Linked DNA regions of Homo sapiens: region 1 is linked to region 2. Evidence: read pairs that join two places in POLR2A ChIA-PET (ENCODE). Cell type or tissue: A673. All regions are shown on one strand. Links, peaks and the distances in the headings refer to the core of each region. The heading gives the core; the rest is flanking DNA.

Region 1 (12,355 bases), core at 6,855-9,354, 83 kb before region 2:
GACCTGGCTGGCCTTACCTTCCCTTTCTTCCCCAGGTGTCCACACTGAAGGGCCAGCTGCAGCAGGAGCTTCGAAGGAGCTCAGCACCCTTCTCCCCACCCTCCGGCCCCCCAGAGAAATGAGCTCCTGCTGGCATCTGGAGAACACCCCTGTGCCTGGGACAGGGGAGGACCCTTCTTTTGGACAGCCCCCCCACCCAGAGCCCGGTCCCTTGGGGGCCTCAAGCTGGGGTGGGATGAGGAGGCGCTCTGCTGGCAGTGCTGAGGACGGGTACTCCAGCTCCAGGCCTGGAGAGGCTTCCCAGCAACACCTGCAGTCCAGCCCCCCTCTTCTAGGATGAGCCACTGTAGATCATTAAAGTTCCTCCTTGAGAGGCTGAGCCGTAGCCAGGATTGGGGAGAGCCCTTGTCTCTGGTCAGCCCTGGAGCATGGGATCGTGGGAAAGAGGAGGGGGACCAGGCCCAGGGCAGGGGTCAGAGGCCCAGGCCCTGACTTCGGCTTCCCAGAGATCTCTCCGCCTTAGTTAAGAGCATGTGTCGGGAAATTCCTCAGAGTGCTCAGAGTCCCTGTATTTTTATACCTTTTTACAATGTTAACTGTTCAGAACTGTTTTTTGTAACAAAACCTTGTTTTTAAAAAAGTTTGTACAGCTGTGTCCCTTTTCTAGACAATTGGAGGAGACGTCGGGGGGAGACAGGTAGGGTCTGGGGCAAGAGGGATGGGGCCCTCTAGGGAGGGGTGCTTGGGGAGGCGGCAGGGAGAGCAGAGAGGCCGGTATTGGGAAGGGAACTTACCAGCCTCACAGAATGTCAGATGGGGAGGCCTCTGGGGTACTCGGTCACCCGGCCCATGGAACAGATGGGGCTGTTGAGGCCTGGGACTGGGCCCAGCCTGTGCACCTCGACTCCTTCCAGCCTATGCTTTCTTGCCCCTTTCTCTGGCCCCTCCTTAGATCCAAGCCCACCCTCGGGACAGTGACAGGCCTTCCAGGCAGCATGGCAAACAAGTGCAGGTTTGGATGTGAACGTGGGGTCTTGCCCTGGCACCGCTGAGTGATCCTGAGCAAAGCTGCTTAACCTCTTAGAGCCTCAGTTTGCTCATCTGTAAAATGGGAACCTAACCGCATAGGGTGGCTCTGGGGAAGTTCACATAGGAGGTGCTCAATCAGTGTCCGAAGGAGAAATTAACACTCATCCTCACCTGCTGGAGTCCAGCTGACCGATTCAGCCACAGCACTGCCACTGATAGCTGTGGACCCGTGGGTGGGACCCTTGGGTGGGTTACTTAACGTCTCTGGGCTCAGTTTTCCTGTCTCTAAGAAGGGGATATGAATTGCATCCACCACATATGCCTGTTCGGACGGCTAAACAGGAGTGTGTGAGCCTTCACACACAGAGCCCAGGCCCCACATGCTGGTTGGAGGGAGGTGTTACAATGGCTTGCTTGTTTTTGCCCTTTTTTTTTTGAGACACAGTCTTGCTCTGTCGCCCAGGCTGGAGTGCAGTGGCGCGATCTCGGCTCACTGCAACCTCCGCCTCCCAGATTGAAGCAATTCTTGTGCCTCGGCCTCCTGAGTAGCTGGAATTACAGGCACACGCCACCACGCCTGGCTAATTTTTTTTTGTATTTTTACTAGAGACGGGATTTCGCCATGGCCAGGCTGGTCTCGAACTCCTGGCCTCAAGTGATCCGCCCGCCTCAGCCTCCCTAAGTGCTGGAATTATAGGTGTGAGTCCCTGTGCCCCGCTTTTTTTGCCCTCTTAATGGCACCCATCTCCCCAACTTCCCAAACAAAGGCCTTGGATGTCAGTCCGCCTGCCTTGACCCTGTGCCCCCCCCACCCCATGGGCGGCCTCCCATTTTTGCTGTGTTCCTCTGGTGATGGGAACTCAATGTGCTCACCAAGCAGCCCCGGTCATCAGAAAGCTGTGTCCCTGAAGCCTTCCATCTCCCGTGCAATTCCCACAACACGCATGCGCGCGTACACTGTCATGACGCAGCGTTCTGGGCAGGGCAGAGCTGGAGCCGGCGGGTAAGGCGGTGGGGCTGGGACTGCGGAAGCACAGGGCACCTGAGCAGATCGTTCACTCCAAGGGGTCAGGAGCCTCTCAGGACAGTCCGCGTTGGGGGCACTTGGCTGGCCCCTCTGTGCTCTCCACCGAAAAAGTGACTTGATCTTTTGTAAAAACTTGTTTTTAATTTTGTATAAAATAAAGGTGGTCCATGCCCACGGGGGCTGTAGGAAATCCAAGCAGACCAGCTGGGGTGGGGGGATGTAGCCTACCTCGGGGGACTGTCTGTCCTCAAAACGGGCTGAGAAGGCCCGTCAGGGGCCCAGGTCCCACAGAGAGGCCTGGGATACTCCCCCAACCCGAGGGGCAGACTGGGCAGTGGGGAGCCCCCATTGTGCCCCAGAGGTGGCCACAGGCTGAAGGAGGGGCCTGAGGCACCGCAGCCTGCAACCCCCAGGGCTGCAGTCCACTAACTTTTTACAGAATAAAAGGAACATGGGGATGGGGAAAAAAGCACCAGGTCAGGCAGGGCCCGAGGGCCCCAGATCCCAGGAGGGCCAGGACTCAGGATGCCAGCACCACCCTAGCAGCTCCCACAGCTCCTGGCACAGGAGGCCGCCACGGATTGGCACAGGCCGCTGCTGGCCATCACGCCACATTTGGAGAACTTGTCCCGACAGAGGTCAGCTATTGGGGGCAGGAAGGAGGCAGGGTCAGGGTGGAGCTGGGTGATGGGAACCGCTGCCCCTCCCCCAACTCTGGTGATGGGAGTGTTTTGAGGATGAAAAGTAGCAAGGAGGGGAGCTCAGGGTGTCCTGGAAGTGGGCCTGGTGGATAATATGTGTTGAATAAACATCAGGTGGGTGGCTAGGTGGCCAGATAATGATGCGGGTGTGGGGACAGGGGAGGTCTTGGGGAGGTGGCCTTCCTACCTCGGAGGAGCTCCTCATGGGCACACACTGTACGAACACAGATCTCCTTGTTAATGACGTACACACGGCGGAGGCTGCGGGGACAGGGCACGGGAGGTCTCAGCCCCACTTCCACCCAATCCCACTGGGATAGCCCAGACAGAACCTGGCACGGGAGCCCGGACAGAACCTGGCACGGGAGCCCGGACAGAACCTGGCACTGGAGCCCAGGAGTGGAGGAGGTCCCTGGCCCAGGCTCAACCACAGAACTGAGCTCAACTTAAGGACTCACTATCTTTCCTCCAACTCCCACCTTGGCGGGCCAGAGCTGTCCCCTGTGCCCTCTAGCCCCCCATGCTCCGGAATCCTCCCGACAGCTGCCCATCTGTGCTCACCTGTAGAAGCAGACCTCGTTGAGACACTGTTTGCAAGGCCTGTGTATGGAGTAGAGGCGGGTGCACGGGTACTGTTCCTCACGGCAGTCTGGTGACAGGTGGGGTCAGACTAGGAGCCCAGAGTGGGGGGCGGCCCCCAGCCTCACCCACCTGAGGCTGGCTCACAGGGCCTAGTCCCCCCTGTACCTTCAGGCCCCGTGCAGACACCCATACCTACACATGCCCACATAGACCCACGCAGCATTGTCAGACTTCCCAGGGCTGTAATATTCACGTATCAATTCACAACCGCACTTACTATAGAAGCCTAAGTTCAAACAGAAATTTGCACCCACCCATGCATCGCCACAAAAGCCCATACCAACTCCCGAGCAGACGTGCCCACGCTCACAGAAGCCCACATAGGAGCGCTCACACCAACCCACACGAGAGTGAGCACACGGATTCTCCTGCACACACACACCTTGTTCTTTCAAGCTCTCAGCTAGGGCAGCCGGAGGGCACCGCTCAGCCAGCCTGCACTCCCTGGCCCTTCCTCGCCTCCACATGTGCACCACTCAGTCTCTCTGGCTGGCAGGAAGCCCCCAGCACACTCCCTGCCCCTCCCAGTATCTGTGAGGTCAGGGGCCTTCCTAGGCTGCCAATTTAGCCTCCAGCCAGGCACACTGGGGACAGGTGGGACCTCCTGGAGCTGCCTGGGGGGCCTGGTGATGCCAGCCTACGGCAGTCATACTGCCCACACTGCCAAGAGCCCACATGGGCAAGGGCCAAAGACCTCCAGCCCACCAGCACCACCCCCTACTCCACCCCAACTTCAGGGCGTGCCTCCATTTTTCCAGCTGTCAAGAAAGCCCTTACCAAGAGGCCCAGGCTCTGTGGGCTCCAGCTCTGCATTTCCTGGTTCTGGTGTGGAGACAGAGGTAGGCAGACATCACTGGGAGGGGTCTCCTCAGGGCAAGGGGAGTCACCTCTCCCAGCCCTGGCAGACCCCCACTCCCAGGGTTGACAGGGTGGGGAGGGGTGAGGCAGGAGCTGAGACGGGTGGGAGCAGGGTCTGGGGCCTACCTGGGGTTGGGGCTGGGATGACTTCCTGTTGGACTTGCTGCTGGGACTGGAACTGGAACTGTTCCTCGGAGGGCCGAGGAGTCACCTCTGCAGCCAGGGGAGGATAAGGGGGTCTGCTCCCTCTACCCCTCCCAGGGGGTCTCCCCACCCCAGCTGCCGGCCCGTCCTATCCTACCCCTAGCCCGTTACCTTGATAATCATAGTAGTCTGGGTTGTCTGCAAACAAAGATGAAAGTGGAATTGGTGGGAGTAAGGCTAATCCCCCAGCCCCTGGGGCAAACAAGTTCCCTCCTGAGCCAGGGACCAACCCCCAGAGTTCCCATCAGCGTGTCCAGTGCGGTCCCTGGCTGAGCCAGGCACATCTGAGCAGCCAGGCCTCGGTGACCCGGCAAGGCCCTTACCGATCTGGTCGCTATAGTGGGTGTACTGGACGTGGTCAGGGAACGGCGGCAGCGGGTCCAGGTCATACTGGCCCTGAGCCAGCAAGCCTGCTGTGGGGAGGCAAAGCATGTAGGGTACCCCATCGGGAGGGGCAACGGGGGCCCGAGGCGCTTCTGGAGAGTGGAGGCGGGGGTCACAAGGTCAGGCCCATAAGAGCCTAGGACCCCACAAGCAGATTCCTAGAGGATCCAGACTCTTCTTCGATGGTAAAGACCCTTCCCCACCCTGGTCATGGGTCACCTCCCTGACCTTACCCTGCCCCTTCCTGTTGCTGGCCTCCTGGCTGCTCCTAGGACTCCACATGCTCCTGCCTCCCTCAGAGCCTTTGCACCTGACACTCCCTGGGCCTGTGAGGCCTGCTCAGCTCCTTCAGGTCTTCCCTGGAATTTCAGCTGTGCCAAGATGCCGCCCCACCTCCAGCCCACCAGCCCTCCTGCTGATTTCTGTCCAGCACTCAGCACATGCTGGAGTTTCTCATGTCTGCTTGTTTCCTATTTGTCTCCCTTCCCTGGACTGGCAGCATGATGAGGAGCAACGATGTGTCTGCCTGGTTCATCGCTGAATCCCCAGGGCCTAGCCCAGCACTTGGCACGTGGTAGGGACTCAACACATCGCTGCTGAATGAATGAATGTTGGCCCTGCTAGGACTTTTGTGGTCCTCATTGATTCTCTTCATTTGGCCAGTAGGGACCCCCACAAGGTCAGGACTGTATAGAGCAGAAGGGCCCTGAATGGATCTAGAACTCAAGCATCCGGACTCCCTGCCTTGGGTGCCCCTGCACCTGCACATCGGCTCCCAGAGAGGCCTTGTGCCTTGTGCCCACGGAGTCCTTGTGCCTGGGACGTGCCCTCCAGAACCCTGCCTGCCTGCTGCTGTGGAAGGCTGGGGGAAGGGCCAGGAGCTGCCTCCAGATGCTGCCAGGGTTGGCTGGTCCAGTCTGTGGTCCAAGCAGGCAGAAGGCCCTGGGAGCTGGGGAGCTGAGTTCTGGTCATAAGTCGTGACAAAGGCTCACTATGAATTCCCCCTACTAACCCTACTCCTCAGCCCCACATAAGAGGAGCTACCCCCTGCCCCAGGAGCCACTTACCAGGCAGGAATAGCAGGAAGAGGTAGGCAGCTCTCATGGCAACAAAGAGGCAGGCCGGGGTGGTGTCAGAGAGGACAGCTGGGGAAAGACCGGTGGGAGAGCTCTACCCAGGGCCACACCCAGGACAGCAGAGCTCACCTTTGATCCCCTGATTTCGCCCTGGAGAAGGTGGCACCCAGAATAGAAGCCAGGCATGGGAGGGCTGGAGTGGAGGGACATCCCAGTCCCTGCTGGCCCACCCAGGTGTTCAGGTCACAAGGGACAAGGCCTCCAACCCAGCTCCAGGGCTGATCCTGACAAGCAAACCCCGTGTAGTGGGTGTACTTGATGTGGTCAGGGAAGGGCGGACCCTGCCCTGCTCACTAAGGGGACATTCCTAATGTGCTCCCAGCCCAGGCCATTCTGTCCTCACCCACACCCGTGCTCAGCCCTCTGGCCCAGTGGCTCCCTGGGTGTCCAAGGCACTGACTGCGTGAATCACTGAACCCAGGCCCATCCTTGGGACCCCAGCCCTGGCCAGCCGGCATCACCGCCTGGACTCAGCAGCTTCTGCCAAGCCACCACCTGCTCCCAATTAGCCCCTGGGCCCTAAGCATCCTGCTCAGCAGGAAACCACATACACATGGGCCTGCCCGGCCCCCAGAGCGGCCAGGCCGGGCAGGGCTCCCAGCTCCCAGAAGACTCCTCTCCTGCCAGGCCTCCAGGCCTCGCAAGACCTGGCTGTGTGCATCACAGGCTCACGAGACCCGGGCTATTTGCAGCAGCAGGAAGCACGAGAGTGAAGCCTGAGGGGGCTCCTCTGGATCCCAGAAAGGCAGCACTGAAGGGGCCGTGACATCACCCAGGCTGGGGGTTCTGCACCCCCTGACACTGTAGGCAAGTGTGTGTGTCATTTGGAGGGAGAGGGCATGGGGTCCGTGGCTTTCATCAGGCTCCTGACATTCAAGAGCCCAGCCTCCAGTCCTGGCTACACGGTGGGACTTGGGGGAGCCTCCGGTTCCCCACATCCAGCCCCAGCTCAGTGGAGGGCCACCTCAGGTCCGTCAGCCTTCTGTAGGGAGGGCTGCGAGGGCGGGGTCCATCCAGGAGGGCCCCTCCCGGCTGCAACCCAGGAAGTCCTTTCAGAGAGCTAGCTGGAAACCCCAACTTTGGTCTATTTTCCCCACTGGGAGTCCAGGGAGAGGGGAGGGAAAGGGGAGAAAGCAGGAGGTCTTTCCCTCCTTCCTCTCAATCCTGAGGCCTCCTGACCCCCTGGCTCCTCTCATGCATTAGGCACCTCACTAAGGTGGAGTGGGAGCCGGGAGACGAAGCTCAGGACCAAGCTGCCCCAGAGGCGAGGGATAGCTGGCTCCCCACACCCCATTCTGAAAACCCTTGACCTCCTCATGGGAGGGGGATGAAAAGACCCAGAGAGCCTTCCTTGCCCTTCTCCCCATCCGTCAGGTCGGTCGGAGCCCCCGCTGCTCAGCAGAAGGCGCTGAATTGGGGCAAGAGGGGTTGCAAGGTGTTGGGGGATGCCTGTCGGTACCCTGCGGGGAGTCTTCCTCCCCTAGGACTGGCCCCCGAACCCAGGCTTATTGGGGGAAGGAGGCCCACGGGCTAGCGGGGAGGCAGGAAAGAGAGAAGTCAGTGTGGAGTTCATGAACTCCTCCCACGGGACCACATCTCCGAGCTCTTCTAGACGAAGGGGTTTTGGGGCGTGCGGGAGGCCAGGACCTGCCTGGGAGGCTGCCCCACCCCCACCTCTGGCCTCTTCCACAGCTGCGGCCTCCCCCACCCCCGACTCCCCTGCGTCCTGGGAGGTGGGGGACAGGGGGCCCCGACGCTCGCTCAGACATCAGACGGAGGGAGGGCTCTGCCGGCTCCAGAGCCGGGCTCAGGGGGAGGGGTCCCGGCGGGAGAAACCCAGATGTTGCAGCGCCGCACAGCTGGGAACAATCAGCCGCGGAAACTTGCTCCGCGCGCCCTCGCGCTCCCGTCTCTGATCTCTCTTTGTCTCTCTGCGTCTCTGTCTCGGCCATTCCCACCGGACCCCCCCCCCCCACCCCACCCGCCACATTCCAACCTCCCCGGGAGAACAAAAGATGTCCCATCCCCCGACGACCTCACCTCTGGCTCCCCCCAAACTCGGGCTCCCCGCCCTTCCCAATTCGCGTTCTCTCTGCAGAGCAACCCCAAACTTTCCAGGTGCCCCCTTGGCCTCCGCTCTGAAGGCGCGGGGTTCAGGAACCTCCGCGGCTGCCCCAGGATCGAGGACCCAGAGAGCCTGGCACCCTCGCCCCCGCGCCGGGGGACCCGCCGACGCCCCTGACCGCCCCCCGGGGCCCCCAAGCGCCAGGCCCGCGCCTACCTGTCCGGGTCACTCCGCCGCCCGCTCCGAGTCCGCCCGCCGGAGCCGCCCCTTGGCCCGCTCCGAGTCCCCCTCCGGGCCCCCGACGGGGCTGGCGCCCGCCCTCCAGCCCCGGAGCCGCTGGGTCCTAACGCGAGCTGCCCGCATGGGCCGCCACGCCGTGCCCTCGGGGTTCCATCTCCTGGGGGGGGGGGTGTCCCCGGGGTAGAGGCGCCCGGGGCCGTCCTCACGTCTGTGCAAAGCTTCCTCCTCCTCACAGCTGCTCCTCACTCGACGTCGACGGGGTGAGGGGGGTGAGGTGGGCAAGGGTAGGTGTGTTGCCCATTTCACAGAGGAGGAAATCAAGCCTCCCAAAGTGACTCACCCTAGGCCCCTCAGCCAGAAAGTAAGCCTCGATCTCCCTCTGCCTTCTCCCAGCTTCCAGGACACTCTCCTGCCTTGGTTTTCCTTCTGCCTCTCCAGCCAAGCCTGCTGCCTCTCTCAGGCCCGCACCCTCCTCTCCTACACTGCTGAGCTCTGGGCCATGGCTGGCTTCCACAACCAGCGGTTCTTTCTTTCCTTTTCTAGAGACAGGGTCTTGCTGTGTTGCCCAGGCTCGTCTGGAACTTCCGGCCTCGAAATTTTGGCCTCAAGCATTCCTCCTGTCTCATCCTCCTGGGCTGTTGGGATTACAGGCATGAGTCCCTGCCCCCGGCCATAACCAGCACCTCTTTCAGCCCTGACCCAGCCTATGTGTCCCACAAATGTCCTCAAGATGCATCAGCTTCAACAAGCATCCAAGTCCAAATTCACGACCTCCTAACTCTCCCCCAGACCTGGCCCTCCAGGATTCCCAGTCCCCCCTTGGCCCCGCAGCCTTCCATTACCCAGGCTTCCTCCCCTGCCCTTAGCCCTGCATCTAATCCAGCACCCACCCGTGAATGCTACCTGAAAAATTTCTTTTGTGACTCCGTTCACTGCTCCCACCCTGGCCTAAGCCACTGTGAGACCAAGTTGCAATCCCAAGAAACCGCATTTGCTCTTTCTGCTTGTCAGAAGCTGACAAAGCCCTGACTCAGTGACTGGGGGCAGCCCAACGGAAGGATGCCTTGAAGATGGCAGGCAGGGCAGAACACAGGCTCCCACGCCTCTTGCCTGAATCACTGCATTGTTAGAAAATATAAGTTAAATGATCCTGGCTGTGCCTTTTCCTGTACATAAGATAGCACCTGACAGGATTGACGATTATGCCTCTATAATCTATATAACTAGGTGCATCCTCGAACCCAAACCTTGGCGAGATTTGCACTAGTGTAGCTTCTGAAGACATTTGATGTAAATTTTTCTTCTTCTTTTTTTAATGAGACCGGGTCTCGCTCTGTCATCCAGGCTGGAGTGCAGTGGCACCATCACAGCTCACCTCTTGGGCTCAAGTGATCCTTCCACCTCAGCCTCCCAAGTAGCTGGGACTACAGGCAAGAGCCGCCATGCCTGGCTAATTTTTTTTTTTTTTTTTTTTTTTTGTATTTTTTGTAGAGAAGGGGTTTTGCCGTGTTTGCCCAGTCTGGTCTCAAACTCCTGAGCTCAAGCAATCCACCCGCCTCAGCCTCCAAAAGTGCTGGGATTACGGACGTGAGCCACCGTGCCTGACCATAGCTTCTGAGCACACACAGAACCGCCTGCCTCTGTATCTAAACTGTGGGCTGAAATGCTGCTTTGGCGCAGTCTAACAGAAACTCTCTGAAACCCTCTCCCAGGGTGCAGTCCTCAGTAAGACTCAATAAAACTAACTTTAATTTTTTCAATGGCTGATTTTTTTTTTTTTTTTGAAATGGAGTTTAACTCTGTTGCCCAGGCTGGAGTGCAGTGGTGTGACCTCGGCTCCCTGTAACCTCCACCTCCCGGGTTCAAGAGGTTCTCCCAACCCAGCCTCTCGGGTAGCTGGGATTACAGGCACATGCCAGCATGCCAGGCTAATTTTTGCTTTTTTTTTTTGAGTAGAGACAGGGTTTCACCATGTTGGCCAGGCTCCTGACCTTAGCTGATCCGCCTGCCTTGGGTTCCCAAAGTGCTGGGATTATAGGCATGAGCCACTGTGCCTGGCCAAAAGGTGGATTTTTTCTTTTTCTTTTTTTTTGAGACAGGGTCTTGCTATCTCCCAGGCTGGAGTGCAGTGGTGCATCCTCAACTCACTGCAACCTCTGCCTCCTGGGTTCAAGCGATTCTCATGCCTCAGCCTCCAGAGTAGTGGGGACTACAGGCACCCACCACCATGCCTGGCTATTTTTTTTTTTTTTTTTATTTCTCGTAGAGACGAGGCTTCTCCATGTTGTCCAGGCTCGTCTCGTACTCCTGACCTCAGCTGATCCACCCACCTTGGCCTCCCAAAGTGCTGGAATTACAGGCGTGAGCCACTGCACCTGGTCAAAAGGCTGATTTCTTATTTAGTTGACACCACCATCATTTGCCTGGGCTCTGCGATAGCCTCCACTCTGGGCTCTCCCACGTGGGTCCTGCCTCCCTCACCCCCGCAGATCGTGCCCCTTCTACTGATCGCCTTTCACTCAGGTTAGAGGCTCAACTTCCCTGTGGCTTCCAGGGCCCCGGCCCTTTATGGCAGCCTGGCTCTGCCTCCTCTTCCTCCTCCAGCCACTGGCCTTTGGGGGTTTTCTCCCAAACCCCTCTCCCTCCCACACTGAGGCGTTTCTTCCTCCCGAGCACTGGCTGAGGTCTCCTCCATGGGGTCACAGATCAAACCCTCCCTTCCTCAGAGGGGCCTTCCCTTTTTCCTTTTTTTGTGCTTTCTAGCTTTACTGCTTGCAGTTGTCTTGTTGGCCTATGTCTGTGACCATCTGAGCCCTGTCCCTCTTCCCGATGAGACTGTCATCTTGCCCCGTGAAGGCCAGGACCAAGGCTGTTTTTGCTCATCTTCAGTTTTGCTCATTAAGTTCAGAGCCCGGCTCAGAGCAGCAGTTCAGCAAACATTGGTGGAATGAATGAGTGAACTGTACACTAAACTCTTCCCGGAGAAGCTGGCTGGGGGTGCAGATCCTCTGCGTGAGGGGCAGCCTTCAGCCCTGCCCAGGAGCCTAGGCCTGAGGCGGGAGTGAGAGTTGTAGGGGCTGCGGGCTGGGAGGAGATGAGGATGGCCCCTGATTTAGACCCTTGCCATCTGATCTCTTCATCGCCAGTCATTCCCCCACCTCCCTTAGACTCTGAGTCTTAGGGAGGGAGTAAATATGCCCTGTGCCTCCTTCATTCCCATGCCCCGCCCCCCAGTGTCTATTGCAGGGCAGCAGAGACTTTTGTCACCTGGAGAGAGGTGGGCCCTCAGGCCAGGCCAGCCCAGCCCTCTCTGCCTGCCCTTAGACCCCACTGCTGCCAGGAGCAATCCCACTGGCAAAAGAGAGGAACTCACCCAGCAGAAATGCTGTCCCCTACCCTTGAAAAAAGGAGGGAGGTTGGGTGCAGTGGCTCACACCTGTAATCTCAGCAGTTTAGGAGACCAAGGCGGGTGGACCGCTTGAGCCCAGGGGTTTGAGACCAGCCTGGACAGCATGGCAAAACCCCATCTCTACAAAAAATACAAAAATTAGCTGGGTGTGGTGGTGCTGGCCTATAGTCCCAGCTACTCAGGAGGTTGAGGTAGGAGGATCACCTGAGCCTGGGGAGGTAGAGGCTGCAGTGAGCCACGATTGCACCACTGCACTCCAGCCTGGGCAACAGAGCAAGACCCTGTCTGAAAAAAAAAAAAGAAAAGAAAAGAAAAACTGGGAAACTGAGGGGCTAAAGCTGACAATTCGTGTCCTGGCTCCCATGTCCTCTCTGCTGCTTCTACCCATTCCCCTGGCTGTTTCTTTGGGCAGGGGAGGGGATGGGGCTGTGGTTGCTGTGCTCCCACTACGTCTTTGGAGATGTGCTCCTTCCCTGCCAGGCTTTCACGCTGGATGGTGAACTGCTCGCAGGGTTAGACCATGTTTTTGTCCCGTTTTATTCAGTTTGTTGAGTTAGTCCTGGTGCCTGGCACACACCTGTCCAACAGATTCATGAATAATCAGCTAAGGGTAGAGGAGGGATTTGAACCCAGGCCTCTCTGTGGCTTCCTCTTAAACAG
Region 2 (12,313 bases), core at 6,318-8,817:
GGGATGCTGCAGGGAATGAGCAAGCCAGGTGGTCACTGCTCATTGAATTTACTCTCTAGTGGTGGAGACGGCAAGTGAGCAGACAGCTAGACACTGTGAGCTCTGTTCTGTACGAGAGGGTGTGCCCAGAGAAGGACACCCAGTCCTTGGTGGCTTTGTTAGCCATTTAATATAAGAAACCATTTCTACTCTGTGCCAAACATTATGGTCCATTATCCCACTTAATCCCCACAGCAGTTCTGTGAAGAAAGTTTTTTGGTTTTGTTTTTTACTGAGTTTCCATTTTAGACATCTCAGCTTCTTTTTCCAGCCCCCTCCATGGATCTGCTCAGAGCTGGCCTCACTCTTGGGACTTACCTTGGGCAGGAGTGGCCTGGAGCCTCCAAGGCACCTGCCTCTTCAGTCACTCCACGCGTTTGTGTAGATTGTTAACCTTGCAGGTCCCGGGGTTTCGTAGGAGTGATTTTTTTTTCCCCTTTCTGTCTGCTTGTTTTGGACATGTGAAGGGCGCCTTTCTATAGTCTTTGGTTTCCACTCTCACAGCTGATGTGGATGCTACTGGAGACATTGAGATGGCCAGGTCAATTGGCTGGATGGGCTGTTTCTGGAGTCCTTGACTGGAACCCCGCTATACCGCCAGTGTGGCCTCATTAAAGGGGGTGTGTAGTGAGGCCTGAACCTCTAGGTCTAACCTGGAATATTCTCTTCAAGGCCATGTGACCTTGGATAAGCCCCTCCCCATCTTTGACCTATAGTTTCCTTGCCTGAACCATTAGGGTGTTGGGCCCTCTGATTTAAGATTCTGTGATTCACGTGGCTGTCTTGTGGATAACTGGTAACAATGCTGAGGTCACCTTGACTTTCACTGGTGCTGACCCAGGACTGGAACAGGGCCCCTCTGGTCTGCCCCATGGGGCCTCTTGGGTCACCCAAACTGGCTGAGATATGGGAAGACTGCCGCTCTGTCTCTAACTCCTAACTGAATTGTCGTCTGAGCTGAAGAAAGCTCTTCCTGAAAGGAATGTATTTCTAGAGAATTGGTCCTCTTAGCATTTTCAGGGTTCTTTCATCTCAAAGGCAGATGCCACCCCTAGATAAGCAACTACCCTTTCAGTTTGCCCAGGTCACCTTGGAAAAAGCAGTCTGAGGCCAGCATAAGTGAGACCTTGATTTATGGAGGGGCTGTTGGTGCCAATGGGCCCACATGCCCTGCAGTCACATCATTCCTGGGCTTCGTGGGGATTTGGGGAGCTCAAAGTTATGGAGGAATAAATTCCTGGGCGGCTGTACCTCCGCCCTGGACTTTGGGATGCCAGAAAGTCACAGCTGCAGAAGGACTTAGAAATTTTCATGGCCTGATCCTGACATATTTTCCAAAGATGTCCTCATGATAAGACCCTAGGTTTTTTTGGTTTATTTCCATTCGTCTAGAGAGTGACATATTGCTTTTCACCAGACAGTCTGCTAGACACTATGTTTATACTGAACTTTATCACTTGCAAAGGTGTTTACATAAACAGTCTCATTTAGTCCTCATAACCACACTTTTGGGTTGGAAAAGCTGCTCCTGTTTTCCAGACTCTCTCAGTCTTTGGACAGCAGGAAAACTGAGCAGCCTTAGGTGAGCGTTTTGCTTTAGGAGGTCTTTCTCCCCTAAGAGCTGGAAATCATGTCCAGAATTGAAAATTAAAACCAGCTGGGCAAAGTGGCTCATACCTGTAATCCCAGAACTTTGGGAGGCTGAAGTGGGAGGATCGATCCCTTGAGCCCAGGAGTTCGAGACCAGCCTGGGCAACATGGTGAGACCCTGTCTCTACAAAAAAATTTAAAATCCGCCAAGCATGGTGGTGCAAACCTGTAGTACCAGCTACTTGGGAGGCTGAAGTGGGAGGATTGCTTGAGTGCAGGAGGTCGAGGCTGCAGTGAGCTGTGATCACACCACTGCAACTCCAGCCTGGGCAACAGAGCAAGAACCTGTCTCAAAAAAATGAAAATAACAAAATAAAAAAGCATTATGTTGTATCAACTGTCATTTGTACAATCAATTGTAGTCTGGTGTCTTGTAATTTAGGGCAACCTGGATGATTTCTGCCAGCCAGAGGGTGAAGGAGGGTTGGATTTAGGAGGAAATATCAGATGTTGCCTGGGAGATTCATTTGCCTCTGGGAAAAACCCACAGCAACAGATTGCTGTGGTGGAGCTCTGGGGCCTTCTCATCTAAAATTTAGGATTTTTTTTTTCTTTTGAGATGGAGCCTCACTCTGTTGCCCAGTCTGGAGAGCAGTGGCACGATCTCGGCTCACTGCAAGCTCTTCCTCCCGGGTTCACGCCATTCTCCTGCCTCAGCCTCCCGAGTAGCTGGGACTACAGGCACCTGTCACCACGCACGGCTAATTTTTTGTATTTTGTTTAGTAGAGATGGGGTTTCACTGTATTAGCCAGGACAGTCTCGATCTCCTGACCTCGTGATCCACCCGCCTCGGACTCCCAAAGTGCTGAGATTACAGGCATGAGCCACTGCGCCCAGCCAAAATTTAGGATTTTATTTGCCTTTGGCCAGTGGGCTTCGTCCTTTCCGTCTCCCTGGCTGTCTCCTGAGCATCTCCATCTGGGCGTCCCAATGGTCCTTTAAACCCAACCTATCCCAAACGGTACATCTCACCTGAGGAGTTTATACTTGTCTTATTAGCACCACCATCTACCGGATATCCAAGCCAGAAACTCGATGTCATCTTGATTCTTCTCCCCACCCCATATCCAATCAACCATCAACTCCCACCATAGCTCCAAGGCTCCCCGGCTCCCCCGCGGGCCCTTCCAGTTACTTCTGTCCCTGTAATACAGCCTGCTCTATTCCCCGCCTCATTTCACACCTCCAAGCCTTTGCGTACGTCCGTGTCTTGGATCTGGAGTGTCCTTTCCTCCTCCTTCATGTGGTTGACTTGTCATCATTGAAGATTCAGCTCCAACTTTTTCCTCCCTTAGGAAGTCCCTCCTTGATTGTCCCTATCAAAATATCCTCTGCATATGCCATCCATGCATGCAACACCTGTTTTAACAATGACCCATGAATATGTCTGCCTCCCCAGACTATGGGCAATTTGAGGGCTTGACCCACTTGACTCTATTTGATTTTCTTCATATAACTTATTGCTATCTGCAAGTTTGTTTTTAATTCTTTTTTTTTTTGAAACAGAGTCTTGCTCTGTCACCCAGGTTTAAGTGCTGTGGCATGATCATGGCTCACTGCAGCCTCGCACTCCAGTGCTTAAGTGATCCTCCCACCTCAGCCTCCCTAGTAGCTGGGACCACAGGCATGCACCACCATGCCCAGCTACTTTTAAAAAGAATTTTGTAGGCTGGGCTCAGTGGCTTGTGCCTGTAATCCCAGCACTTTGGGAGGCCGAGGCAGGTGGATCACTTGAGGTCAGGAGTTCGAGACCAGCCTGGCCAACATGGTGAAACCCGTCTCTACTAAAAATACAAAAATTAGCCGGGTGTGGTGGTGGGAGCCTGTAATCCCAGCTACTCGGGAGGCTGAGGCAAGAGAATTGCTTGAACGTAGGAGGCTGAGGTTGCAATGAGCTGAGATCGTGCCACTGCACTCCAGCCTGGGCGACAGAGCAAGGCTCTGTCTGAAAAAAAAAAAAAAGTTTTTTTTTTTTTTTTTTTGTAGAGACGGAGTCTCCCTATGTTACCCAGACTGGTCTTGAATTCCTGGGCTCAAGCAATCCTCCTGCCTCCCAAAGTGCTGGGATTACAGGACTGTGCATCTGCGCCTGGGCTGTTTTTAATTCTTTATGAACGTATTTATTGTCAGAGCCTCCCATGACCGATGTCAAGGACTCCCAGAATTGGAATAGACGGAATTGGCAAATCAAAACGTCAACCAGCCAGCGGCACAGATCCTTTCTAGCCCCCACCCCAGTCCCATCTATGATTTTTCTCAGAGAAGCCTTGTCCCTTATGCTAGGGCACTCGGTGGTCATCTATACTAAGGGTCATGGGGCTATTGGGGTGACTAATGATGGTAACTGCCACATTTGGAGGACACATTTGGTACTGTGTACCAGGTCCTATGCAGAACACTTTGGGTACATGTCCTCTCTGTAATCATTTCAGCAACGGCACAAAGTAGGGATTACTATTCTTCATTTACAGTTGATGCAACTGAGCCTCAGAGAGTGTCAACAACTCACCGCAGGTCACCCAGCAAGTAGGTCAGCCTCTTCTGTTAGGTAGATGGGCTGGGCTGCAGGCGTGCGCCTAAGGCTCGTGGGAACATGGTGGTTGCAGCCATTCTGGTCTACCCACAGAGGGTGCTGCTGCCTCACAGAACTACCCAGGGCTCCCTACTGGACCTTGCCAACCTGCCCTTAGAAAGGCCTTATCTAAACTCTCTTCCCTCATCCCATGCAAACCCCACCATATAATTAGACTTCTCAAAATATTCTCTTCGAGTGGGATGGGGACAATCATAGGCTACAGGCTTCTCCAATTTCAAGAGCAGCCTCTATGGAACTCCCGGAGCAAAAAAGTCATGAGCCACCCCCACTCCAGATGGGGCTGCGTTTCACACAGCTGAAGTCAGCTCAGCTGCTGGGACTTAGCAAGTGGTCCAAGGCCTTCTGGGGACTGTCATGCTGCTGGCCCTATAGCAGCACACACACACATACATTTGGAGCTCACCCACCCTGCTAACTTCTGCCTCATTCCCAGATGCCTGCCGTCACCAGCATACTCTCAAATGAGCAGTTAGTTTGTTCCTCTGGATGTGTGTGGGTGAGCACTTTGCAAACACCGTATAATGCCATGATCAAACGCCCTTTCCAGCCGAATCTGGCTTTTGAGCACTGTTTTCTGTCAGAGACACAGCCATGCAAATGAAATGCAAATACGAATAGTGGGTAAATATTCATGCGTAGCGGCGAGATGCCAGCCGACTGGAAACAAAAGTCAGAGAGCTGCAGAACGTTAAAGGCAATTTGACCTCTTAGGGAGGCTGGTAGGTAGAATGGTTAAGTGTGCAGGCCTTTAGGGGTCTGAAACCCTGTTATATCAGCCATTTGCTCTGTGATCTTGAGCAAGTTCCTTAACCTCTTTGTGCATTCATTTCCTATTGTGTAAGACGGTGAAAAAGAAACAGTCGCCTTGCAGGGAGGAGAATTAAATGAGTTAGTGTCTATAGGGAGCCATCAATCTTAAATTGGTAGTGGAGAGCCCAGCTGGGGAAAGGAAAGAGGTAAAAGATAACTGTGCCTTATTAGGGGAAATAGATTATGCTTATCAGAATGGGAAGACTTCAGCATACATACAATGTCAAGGATTTCAGGCAGCTCTAAAAAATTATTTTAGAATACTGTACATATGTAATTAAATTCTCACTATGTAAAAATTTCAAGCAATATAGATAAAGCTTAAATCCCCTCAGTCACACTTCCTTTCCCAGGGGTGATTGCTATTGTCAGTTTCATGGGATTGCTTCCAGATTTTTTTCTTTGTATGTATTTACATATGTATGTTTCTACAGAAATCCATGGCTTTGCTTGCTGTTATTTTTCTATTTTATTTTATTTTATTTTTAGATGGAGTCTTGCTCTGTCTCCAGGCTGGAGTGCAGTGGTGCAATCTCGGCTCACTGCAACCTCCGCCTCCTGGTTCAAGCGATTCCCCTGCCTCAGCCTCCTGAGTAGCTGGAATTACAGGTGTGTGCCACCACACCCGGCTAATTTTTGTATTTTTAGTAGAGACGGGGTTTCACCATGTTGGCCAGGCTGTTCTCGAACTGCTGACCTTGTGATCTGCCGACCTTGTGATCTGCCTGCCTCAGCCTCCCAAAATGCTGGGATTAGAGGTGTGAGACACTGTACCCGGCCATTTTTATTTTTAGAAAATACAAACGATAACATACATGTTCTGCAAGCTGCCATTTTTTCGTCAAGTGCTGTGTCTTGGAGGTCTTTCCATGTTAGTATGCATAGATCCGTCTCATCATATATGCTGCAGAATATTTAAAAGCAGGGCTGTACCATGGTTTGCTTATCCCTCAGGAAATTTCTTAAAAATGTTTTCCCTATGAGTTTAATATCAGTGAAGAAATATGTTACTGTCAGCTTCCTAAAATACAGGATTGATCATGTGACCGCAGTGACCTCAAACCTTCAGACGGTTTCCAGGGCACCAACCCTAGTGTTTCCAGCATTACTGCAATCTATATTTTAGCTACTCACTATAATCACAATTTCCCAGACATATTACACACCTGGACCTCTTTGTGTCTCTACTCAGCTTGGCAACCCCTCCTCCCCTCTTTGCCTAATCATTCATTTCTACATTCACTCAGCAGTCATTCATCTTAGGACAAATGAACACCAGGCCATCCTTGGTCATTCTCCCAGCAGGAAAGGTGTGTGTGTGTGTACACAGATTTTTGTACCTTATTCATTCCTCCATTCAGCAAGTATTTATCAGGTGCCTATTCCATCAGTGTGCCTCTCTGCTCTCCTGTCTGTCTCCCTGACTCAGCTGTCAGCTCCTTGAGGGATTAGATCATGTCTCATGCACAGGGCTTTCCAGGGAGAACAAACACCCTGGTTTGCCGAGCATAGTTCCGGATTCTTCTGTTGCCCTGATGGAATTATTTGCAGGGCTCCTCTGAGATCTCAGAAGTGCCCTGGTTTAGATGAAAAATTGTGGGATCACTGGTTTTACACACAGTAGACACTTGGCAAATGTTAATGGAGAAAAGTGAATGGATGGATGAATGAATATAATTTGCTTTTCACGATTTAGACATGCCATCTTACTCCGAGCTGAGGAATAGAGAGAGCACATACTGAGCTACGTAGAGGTCATTTCATTATGGGCCTTATTGCCTTAGAGGGGTTTGTAGGAATCCTATAATCTCCAGACATCTTGCTTGCAGGTAGAGGGGATATCTTGTTGATAAGATTCTTCTAATAGGACACCTGACATGCTAAAAACTGGTGCAAAGATAAGGTAACATTTGTGAATGAAAGAATGCTAAACTTGGGTTAGAAAGCTGTTTCTTTTTTCTTTTCTTTTTTTTTCTTTTGAGACAGTGTCTTGTTCTGTTGCCCAGGCTGCAGTGCAGTGGCATGACCTTGGCTCACTGCAACCTCTGCCTCCTGGGTTCAAGTGATTCTCCTGCTTTAGCCTCTCTATTAGCTGGGATTATAGATGTGTGCCACCGCGCCTGGCTAATTTTTGTATTTTTAGTAGAGACGGGGTTTTGTCATGTTGGCCAGGCTGGTCTTGAACTCCTGACCTCAAGTGATCTGTCCACCTTGGCCTCCCAAAGTGCTGGGATTATAGGCATGAGCCATGGCGCCCGGCTAGAAAGCTGTTTCTGAGATGTAGTCAAGAGCAGGCGCTCAGTGGGTGGGCTCCGGAGCCAGACCACCCAGGTATGAATCCCAGCTCTGCCATTTCCTGCTGAGTAATCTTGAGCAAGTCACTTCCTGTCTCTGAGCTTCAGTTTCCTCATCTGTAAGGTGGGGATAACAACCTCACAGCTTAGTTTTGAGAATTAGATGAGATGACGAATGCAAAGCATTAGGTTGAACCAACAAAAATCGCCTCTATTTGACCATTTTGACCTTCCAAATGGGATTCCATATAGTTCCACCTGGTAGGAATGCAATCAATGTTTAAGAAATGTTTGGGCTGACTTTTCTGCTTCCATTGCCTAGCTGAACAGATGTTTCCTTCTTTTATTCAAAACACATTTGCTGAGCATCAACTATGTGCCAGGAATTGCCATCAGTAGGAAAACAAAATATTCCCTTTTTTTTTTGTTTTTTGGGATGGAGTCTCGCTCTGTCCCCCAGGCTGGAGTGCAGTGGTGCAATCTCGGCTCACTACAACCTCTGCCTCCAGAGCTCAAGCGATTCTCCTGCCTCAGCCTACTGAGTAGCTGGGATTACAGGTGCTCGCCATCACACCTGGCTAATTTTTGTATTTTAGTAGAGACTGGGTTTCACCATATTGGCCAGGCTGGTCTCGAACTCCTGACCTTAGGTGATCTGCCCGCCTTGGCCTCCCAAAGTGCTGGGATTACAGGCATGAGTCACTGTAGCTGGCCGGAAAACATTCCTTTTAAAGATTGAACGTATCTCTTCAGCTCTTCAGTAACACAGTAGCCTGCGCATGGGGCCTTAGCATGCTGGTCAGAGACTGTTAGTCATCTTTGGGTATAACCAGGGCTGTCAGAAAGCAGACCTTTGCTTGTGGAAGGTGAGGGATTGAGGCCAAGCTGGCGTGGCCTGAACCCAGCAGTTTGCTTAGAGACTACCCAGAGAAGACCTTTGCTTTTTCAAAGATCAGGGCTGAAAAAGAGCCCAGCTGGCCAGGGGGATGGGGTGAAGGTCTTTCACATCAGCCAGGCTTGAGACAAGGCTGCAGAGCTGGGCTTTCTGTCTGGGAGCATTCTTTTTCTGCATGTCCAGCTGGAGAAGGGATCCTACATGCTGCCATTTGATGTCACTCCTATATTTAGTTGCTAATAACTTTTCCATCAGCCCCTTGGACCTGATACCACTTGCTTGAGGATCCTACATGAATCTCACTGGAGAGGCAGATTCATTCCTGGCTGCTTTTTGTTTCGGAGGAGAGACCTCCCCCCAACCACTTCCGTGGGGTTTTGGCTATGCCAAGGTGTGGCTCTGATCCCATCTGGAATGCCGGAGGAATCTGAGATAACGAGCTGCTCTCACCTGGGACTCCAAGTACACATTTTAGATTAAATGTAGAACCAGGCTGTATCCACAGGAAGAGTGAGGGGAAAAAGAGGACCTGGTGGGGGTTCCCATCTTGACAGTGGGCAGAGGGGACCTGGCCAAAGGCAATCACCTTGCAGAGAGAGAGGGGGGTCCTGGTAACTTGGCAGCAGCCATGGTTCAGACAAGAAGACTTTCTGGAAGGGCAAGGGTCTGCATACCAAGGCCAGTGATGGCTCGTATCTATTTTACATTTCTCTTTTCAATATAATAATAATAAACTTTTATTAACCATTGCAGTCAAACTAGTGGACTCTGGGGGTTTAAGGAATGTGCCTATTTCCACAATTGGCGCTCAGCCTGGCAGACAAGTTTCTAGAACAATACCTTCCAATATGATAGCCACTTGTAGCTATTGAGCACTTAAAATGTGGCTAGTCTGAATAGATGTGTGATATAAGTATAGAATACACATTAGATTTCAAAGACTTACTACCAAAAAATGAGAATGTAAAATATCTCATTGAAATTTTACACTTTAGATTACATGTTGAAATGATAATTATTTGGATAGATTGGGCTAAAGAAAATATATTATTAAAATTAATTTCACCTGCATTTTACTTTTTAAATGTGGCTACTAGGGAATTCAAAATCACATTATGTAGTTTGCATTATATTTCTATTGGAAAGTGCTGTTCAAAAGTCTCAAGGTAACACTCAGCGACCCTGAGGTGGGTGATTGGCCAAGATGTGAAAACATCACCAGGATGAACTTGTTGAACATCCCAGCATCCCTTGGGGAATTGCAGAACTAGATGGGTCAGGAAATCTATGAAAGATTGGCCTTGCAGTGGCTTGGACCACATTAGTTGGGTATAAAAGAGGATTTCGGTAGGGTGCTGGCTCACGCCTATAATCCCAGCATTTTGGGAGGCCGAGGTGGGTGGATCACAAGGTCAGGAGATCGAGACCATCCTGGCCAACATGATGAAACCCCGTTTCTACTAAAAATACAAAAATTAGCTGGGCATGGTGGTGCTTGCCTATAATCCCAGCTACTCTGGAGGCTGAGGCAGGAGAATCACTTGAACCAGGGAGCCGGAGGTGGCAGTGAGCCAAGATCATGCTACTGCACTCTCCAGTCTGGTGACAGAGCAAGACTCCGTCTCAAAAAAACAACAAAACAAAACCAAAAAAAGGGGATTTCAGAGGCCTGGGCCCCTGGGTTAAGCCTGGGAGTGAGTGAACCAGTGATTCTCATTTTGCAGTGGCCCCTTTAAAATAGTGGCACCAAGACATTGGTCCAGAAGCTCAAGATGGGACTAAGGAGTGAGAAGGGCCCCAGGTGTCTCCCAAAGAACTTGGAAGCAGCTTCTAGACTCAGCAACCAATCAGGTGACTCCATTTTAGGGCCTCAGGAGTTTGTTCACAAAGACCCTGTTAGATCATGGTTATGTTGTATGGATTTTCATACCATGGGTCAAATCACAAATACTTGTGTGTAGTAGCTGTTGATTAAAAGGACACGACATCACCCAGAGCAATGGACAAGGCTGATTCCCTGCCGTGGTTGCGGTTCCCTCTTCTGGTTGCGGCAGAACTTGTCACAAGCTTGTGACTTTGTTCCTAATCCCAGCTGTGATCTTTAGATGGTTGCCTATGAGCTCCTGGTGCCCCCTCGCCCATTCAGAGGGCCAGAGTCCCCAGAGCCAATGACTGGTGCAGGCGGACAAAGACTCAGCCTCCAGACAGGACAGCTCAGAGGTGCCATTTATGCTCCAGAGCTCTCCAGGGATCGGTCTGAGGCTTCACCTCACACTCTTGTATGGTTTCTTCCCTTTCCTTGGCCTGCTCCCCCAGTTACCATCTTGGTTTCCCCGGAGGCTCCTTTTTTTTTTTTTTTTTTGAGACAGGGTCTTGCTCTATCATGTGGGTTGGAATGTAGTGCAGTGGGACGATCGTGGCTCCCTGCAGACTCCATGTCCTAGGCTCAGTTGATCCTCTTGCCTCAGCCTCCCCCCAAGTAGCTGGGACTACAGGCATGTGCCACCATGCCCAGCTAATTTTTTAAATTTTTTATAGAGATGGGGGTCTCACTATGTTGCCTAAGCTGGTATGGAACTCTTGGGCTCAAGGGATCCTCCTGCCTTGGCCTCCCAAAGTGCTGAGGTTACAGGCATGAGCCACTGCGCCGGCCACTTCTCAATAAATCACTTGTTCCTGAATGCTCATCTCAGGCTCTGCTCCTGGGGAACCCCATCAGAACAACATAGTCAGACTTTATTGCGGGTACTGGTCTTGACCTTCGGTGGTGGCCATGTAATATGCAGTTGCTGAGTGTGTTGGGGATTCCGAACCCTCAAGATACCTATGCTGAGAGCCCAGACCCTGTGCCCAGAACAGCAAGGGCTGCAGGACCAGGAGGGCCCAGTGTGTGGCTTGCCTCACTCCAGGCCGTGTCTATGAAGCAGCAAAGAACATCACACCAACAGCCATATGACTTCCCCTTGGACCATTTATTTCATTGTTCTTTAGTCGAGCTCTTCCCTAAACATCTTTAGATCTCCACCACAGGCTCTTTTCCAGAAATTTGAAACTGTGTTCTTCTTGCCATCTTCACGACATCCCCTGCCCTCTTACATAAGATATTTCAACATCAAGGTGGAAGCAGGAACTTAGCTGAGTTTTGCAACAGAGAAGCGTATTCTAGGCCTACATTTATAGAAAGTGGGGGTGGGGAAGAGCCATGAGTCCACGGGGGTATATCCACACCGAGGGTTGTCACACTGGGTGGGCAAGTGAGATGGGAACGGGTGTGTGAGTCCTGGGAACTTCAGAAACATCAGAAATTACCGACATCATTGGGGAAAGCCTTAGAAAAATCTATAAAGACACACTGTCTGCACATGGGAGGCGCTCACTTCCCCCTAATGTAGACTAAAAAAAAAAAGAAAAAAAAGAAAGAAAACCCATAAACCCACATTAACCAAACACACACACACACATGACAAACTCTAAGTCTCCAGACAGACACCCTCAAATAGGCACTTGGTGTTTTCAGCTCTGGGGCTGGAGAGATCTGGGGCTTTGGCCTCCAAAGGCAGGAGCTGCTGTCCCCAGAGAGGAGACAACAGCTTCTGGAGGCTCTGGGGACTCATTGGATGGGTACTGGCTAGGTAGATGGGAAGGGGGCCTGTTTAAAGAAGACCCCCCACCCCCACTGCCCATTTCACCACAACAGTGACTTGCTGGAAGTTTTGTGCCCTGCGGATTTCTGAATATAGTGGACTGGCATTTCTAAAGAGCGCATCACTGAAGGGGCAGAGGCTGGCCTTTAAATGTGGGCTTTGCATGTTGGGGAGTGATGGGTTCCATGCCAGTAGGGACCAGGTCCAGACTGCTACTAACCACTGTGTTTGCAGAGCCCAACGCCGTGCCTGGCGCTTAGTGGCATACAACAAATGTTTGTTGAATGGTTGAAGGAAATAATCCCAAATGAAAATCTTGTTCCTCCAAGAATATAAATTACATTATAACCTTTTCATTGGTTATAAATCGGTTCTTCAAAATGG

Evidence for each region. ChIA-PET counts read pairs that join two places held together with the same protein. Peaks named below come from ENCODE experiments on the same cell type or tissue, not always from the same donor. Only the 100,000 strongest peaks of a DNase experiment are listed, where the experiment ranks them.
Region 1: POLR2A ChIA-PET joins it to region 2 with 5 read pairs; 3 of 35 experiments call an interaction of 5 or more read pairs at or near these places.

The regions. Positions count from the first base shown.
Region 1 is chr1:16,972,325-16,984,679 of GRCh38, forward strand. MFAP2 (microfibril associated protein 2) reads right to left here and starts at 8,296. Exons shown (of 9, transcript NM_002403.4): 1 at 8,263-8,296; 2 at 5,913-5,990; 3 at 4,785-4,874; 4 at 4,573-4,599; 5 at 4,384-4,470; 6 at 4,177-4,221; 7 at 3,319-3,406; 8 at 2,945-3,018; 9 at 2,178-2,699. The coding sequence starts at 5,949. The coding sequence ends at 2,596. It overlaps CROCC (ciliary rootlet coiled-coil, rootletin), which reads left to right. Exons shown (of 37, transcript NM_014675.5): 37 at 36-640. The coding sequence ends at 122. LOC105376806 (a long non-coding RNA gene) reads left to right here and starts at 3,537. Exons shown (of 2, transcript XR_947003.3): 1 at 3,537-4,238; 2 at 5,345-5,471. RefSeq lists enhancers at 1-691, 2,126-2,933, 6,058-6,563, 6,564-7,071, 7,072-7,577. In A673, for the core only: no CTCF peak of the experiment used is centred there; DNase peaks (open chromatin) are centred at 7,837 and 8,377; H3K4me3 peaks cover 1,717 bases; H3K27ac peaks cover 1,571 bases.
Region 2 is chr1:17,055,523-17,067,835 of GRCh38, forward strand. It overlaps PADI2 (peptidyl arginine deiminase 2), which reads right to left. Exons shown (of 16, transcript NM_007365.3): 16 at 11,239-12,313. Among named protein-coding and RNA genes, the nearest start is that of SDHB, 7.6 kb to the left of the region's middle. In A673, for the core only: no CTCF peak of the experiment used is centred there; no DNase peak of the experiment used is centred there.